2 separate regions of the Homo sapiens genome follow, and region 1 is linked to region 2. The links are chromatin loops, found by intact Hi-C in ENCODE. Cell type or tissue: heart right ventricle. All regions are shown on one strand.

Evidence for each region. A loop is a pair of places that touch in the nucleus more often than their neighbours do. Peaks named below come from ENCODE experiments on the same cell type or tissue, not always from the same donor. Only the 100,000 strongest peaks of a DNase experiment are listed, where the experiment ranks them.
Region 1: it touches region 2 in a loop (2.7-fold over the local background); 14 of 110 quality-filtered maps call a loop at or near these places.

What each region holds. Positions count from the first base shown.
Region 1 is chr11:59,223,872-59,226,371 of GRCh38, forward strand. No RefSeq gene overlaps it. Among named protein-coding and RNA genes, the nearest start is that of MPEG1, 12 kb to the left of the region's middle. In heart right ventricle, no CTCF peak of the experiment used is centred here; DNase peaks (open chromatin) are centred at 653 and 1,043; H3K27ac peaks cover 1,658 bases.
Region 2 is chr11:59,283,355-59,285,854 of GRCh38, forward strand. No RefSeq gene overlaps it. Among named protein-coding and RNA genes, the nearest start is that of MPEG1, 72 kb to the left of the region's middle. In heart right ventricle, CTCF peaks have their summits at 1,373 (motif pointing left) and 1,572; a DNase peak (open chromatin) is centred at 1,337.

The DNA.
Region 1 (2,500 bases), 59 kb before region 2:
GAGAAAGGTCTGGAGACTAACTTCACTGGCAGTGGGATGTTAACAAGAGCCAGATCTCTGCAATGTTCTTCTCCTTTACTTTCATGGTGGGTGAGATAATATGAAGGAATTCTTCATAGAGAGGAAAGATTATGGTCAGGACATGAGGATTCAGGAGCAGTCGGTGTGAATCCTAGCTCTGCCACCATCTTGCAAATTGCTTCCTTTCTCTGGGCTTTCATTTTCTCACTTACAAAATTAGAGGATTATATTAAATTTGTGGATTATAAGCATTATTCAGCTGTAGAGCCTTTCTTTTCCCATGTAAGCTTACATGGAAACCAAAAATATAAAACATATGAAAGAAGAGCTCCCTCGGTTGAGCAGGAAGCAGGGCGCCAAAGCCCAGAAGTTCACTTCCTCCTCACCTCTCAGAGCAGGCCTGGGATCCCTGGAACACAATTTGAAAACTGCCAGTCCGTATATTCTCTTATGGTTTCTTCCATTTGAGGCATGATAATTATGATGAGAAGAAGTTTTCCAAGCCACAGGATTCATGGGATAGCTGAAGTAGCATGATTTCCTTGAAAACAGGAAATCAGAGTCGCCAAACAGTGGAGCAAGGGTTTTCAGACCGTACTGCATTCTTCCTTCTAGAACCTTTCACCTCCTCTTGGGTAAGTTGTCAACAAGCAACACCCAGCTGTTGTGTGATAAGTGGAAAGATTGCTGGGCCAGAAAAGAGTGCTTTCATTAACCAGCTGTGAGACATTAGCAAATTTTTTCCCCACTGGGAGCTCCAGTTATTTGCTTGTAAACAGAGGAGAGTGGGTAGAGCAGTCACTAAGAGATCATGGATAGCTCTAAAAATGTTGTGAGGTACAGTCAAATTAATAATGTACTCCTCCCCAAATTTGTTGAGCAAATACTGAGTCAGGCACCAGTTGCTTTGTCATGAAGATTATAGAGTCATTCAAGGACAGACATTGAACACGATGCACTATGTGAAAGGGAAGTTCAAGATGCTGAGAGAACGTAGCAGGGAAGTGAATGTGGCCCTGGGGATCAGCATGGCCCTCCAAGACAGACGGAGAGGGAGATGGAGATTCAGAGACAAAGAGCCACACGTGGAGACAGAGACAGAGAAACAGAGAGAGAGAGAGACAGACAGAGATATGGAGAGAAACAGAAACAGACACAAAGAGAGAGAGACAGAGAAAGAAGAGACAAAAACAGAGTCAGAGACAAAGATAGACATAGAAGAACAGAGAGGAATGACAGAGACAGAGATAGAAATAGACAGATATATAGAGATAGAGACAGAGATATATACAGAAACAGAAAGACAAAGAGATAGACATAGAGACAGAGAACAGAAACAGAGAGAGAGAAAAGAAACAGAGAGATAGACCACGGATAGAGATACAGAGACAGGGAGACAGAGATAGAGAGACAGAGTGAGTCATAGAGACAGATAGAAAGGCAGAGACAGAGACAGAAACAGATTGTTTTCATCCATTTTAAATTGCTATAAAGGAACACTTGAGGCTGGGTAATTTGTAAAGAAAATAGGTTTAATTGGCTCACAGTTCTGCAGGCTTTATATAAAGCACGGCACCAGCATCTGCTCCTGGAGAGGACTCAGGAAGCTTTGAATCATGGCAGAATGCAAAGGGGGAGCAGGTGCATCACACATCGCATGGCGAGAGTGGGAGCAAGAGAGACAGAGAAGGTGGATGTCCCAAACTCTTTCAAACAACCAGCTCTCAGGTGAACTAACTGGGCAAGAACTCACTTATCACCAAGGGGATGGTGCTCTTCCATTCATGAGGGATTCGCCCCCATGATCCAGTCACCTCCCACCAGGCCCTACCTCCAACATTGGGAATCCCATTTCGAAGGGAGATTTGGAAAAGACACATATCCAAACCATATCACAGATAGAGAGACAGAGACTGAGACATACTGAAAGAGAATGGAGATAATGTTGGGAAGTCTAGGGTGACTACAGATTACAGAGGTGGCTGTGGTTTGAGCAGAGGCTGGAGAGACAGGTATAGGAGTGGATTTTATCATGCATTGTATATGATAAGAATTGGGGACTTCATCAGTTAATAAAAGGTTTTATTCAGGAGAGTAAAATGATACAATTTCTCTTTTATAAGATCCCTCAGGATGTTCCATGGGGGTGGGTTGGAGTCATTTTGTGTATCATTGCAGTAAGTTCCTATGGCTGTCTCAACAAATTATCACAAATTTATTTTCCACCTATCAGGGATTGCGGGAGCAGTTAATAAGGAGAGGGATGGATGTTTTAAAGTCTACCACTGGATTAAGCCAGGTAAGAAAAGTCTGACACACAACAGTGTGCTTGAGGTCAGAAGTCTAAAATTAAGGTGTCTTCAGAGCTGCATTCCCTCTGGAGGCTTCAGAGGAAAATCTGTTTTCTTGCCTCTTTCAGCTTTTGTATTCTTAGCTCACGGCCCCTTCTCCGTATCATTCCAAACTTCTGCTTCTGTCG
Region 2 (2,500 bases):
CATCTCTTCGTATGGGTGGATACCTTCAGTAAGTGGGTAGAAGTATTCCCATGCCAGACAGAGAAAGCCTCTGAGGTAATAAAAGTACTAATCAATGAGATAATTATTTGCTTTGGACTGCCTAAGTACCTCCAGAGTGATAATGGTCTCGAGCTTACTGAACCACAGGGCAATTTCCTCCCACACTCAGCAAGGAAACACCTGAGTTAAATAAAAGAGCCATCCCTGCGATATTTAATGTCACACCGATGCCCATTGCCAGGTTACCAGATATAATTTGGAGAGTCTCATGCCATCTCTGCCTTTAGCAACCTGGTCAAGTATCTGCTGGACTTCTAGGCCACAGAAAGATGGCCACAGAGGGGTGAAGAAATAGGCTGAGGGTTCTTGGGGAGAAAGACACAGTGAGGCAGTAGGAGGTGGGGAAGAAAAGAAGACGGACTTTCACAATGGAATTAGGCACTGGGGAGAGATCAATTTCCCCACGTCAGGGAGAAGAAAGTATAGGTGGGGAAAGGGGTGGCCAGGAGCAGAAGGAAGAGGACTCAAGATGGAAAGGGAGCCGCTGTGCCTGTGGCAATACCACTTGGAGAGGTCGTTTTCATACCTTCAAGCCTTTTCCCCTGGGGTTTTGATTGTGTGGGTGCCCCATTTCTTGTCCTCTCTGCAGATGTCCAGTGAGATTTCCTCCTCCTCGTGCTGTTCTTGTGTGGCTTTCTGGGCAGTAGGGATCTTGAATTTCCTTTCTAACACTACGCCCAGCAAGGCGGGGAGCATTCCTCTGCCCTTTCTCTTGTGCCAACCTGGAAAGGTGCAGTCTAGATTTCAGTGAGAACCCTGCCAGCTGAGCCCTGTGCATCTACTACCTTGACACAGGGTGTTTTCCCACCAGAAGCCCTGCTGTGCTCTCCTGGCCCAAGTAGGGGATTCCATGCCTTCCCTTTCATGGTCTTAGCACCAGCAGCCTAGTTTCTCCCTTCCAGAGTCTCCAGGGATGGCAAATGTAAGTGGAGACAAACCTCGTCAGGTGCCCATCCCCTAAAAGGTTAATTGTGTATACGTGGCTGTGGGTGCCTTTGTGTTTTCATTCTCTTCCGCTTTTTGTTAAATTTGGTTGTCTGTGTGGTTTTATACTTGGTCAAAAGTACTCGTCTTGGTGATGCACTATTGTATGCATGAGAGAATTGGGGGAATGCGCATGTGGTACAAGAAAGAACCCCTGACCCCTTTCCTTCTCTGTGGTCCCCGGCATTAGATTGGGGGTTCTGGGAGAGGCAGGTGAATGTCCTAATGTGAATTGTTCGGTTTGTAACTGGAGTGTTTTGAAGTCTTTGGTGTTGCTCTGAGAGAGGACATCGCCACCTGGTGTTCATGAGGTGTCTGTGCAGAACAATAAATGGCAAATGAACAACCACAAAATTGTTGCTGTTGTTAACCTTCCGCCTTTTGTAGATTAGTGCACCTATTCTGTGAGGGATTTGGGTTGTCTTCCTGAGGGCAACCACAAGCCCTACCACTGGATGCGGGAAAAGTCCCTTCAGCACCCACTTAAAAAATATATCTTCCACATTGTTCTCACCCACACATTTGACCTGGTTAGACTCTTCACCTAACGGAACAGACAATATGGCTGGGAAAATAAGTAAGTGAACATGTGGGAGAAAAACCATCGTTAAAATTGTGAATGTTCATTTTTAAAGGTTCCTTCGCCTGACTACAATATGAAGTATGTTTGAATTGTTGCTTCTGCCTGTTGTTTCTCAAATAAATGTTTAATGTTAATCATCTCAAAACTGACAAGAACACAAAAATAAAATGTAAATGCAGAGCCTCCTTTGTCACCCAAATCTGTGTCTATTTCTGATAGTCCATGGAATGTGGTTTTCTTGGAAGCCAGGGTTGGTCTCCCCACAGACCCTAGCCTAAGGTTACCAGTTAGGGACCCAGGACTTGGAAGGCAGAGCCTGTGAGCTCTTCCATCAGGGATCTGACTCCGCAAAACGACTTGATGAATGCAACTGGCAAACTCCCATGTTCGGACTTCATATGCATGAGCCGTTGGACAGAGGGTTTCTTAGTACATACTTTAATGCATATTTATGTGCGATCTTGTTAGTGGGAATATAAGTTTGTGAAGAACTTCTCATTTCAATAGGCAGTTAATGCATTAAAAGTCTGGGAATTTGGGGCTGTATTTTTCCTTTCTGACTCAATAATCTTCAAAGAATTCATAGGAAAGTCAGTATTTGCAGACAAGTGGTTAACTTGGCTAAAACGTACAAAACACTCAGAACCCACAAAACACTCAGAGGTTTAGAAGAACGTTTTAATGCTTAAGAGGCAGAGTTAAGTAAAGGGGCTATAGAAATCAGTGTCCTTGGCTGGGCAGTCAGGAGAGCAGGGCTCAAATTCTGTGACTCACTTCTCTGTATCTCAGTTGGAAATGAATGGGTATCCTGGTTCCCACCTTCCCACACGCTGTGATACTTCAGACTCCTTG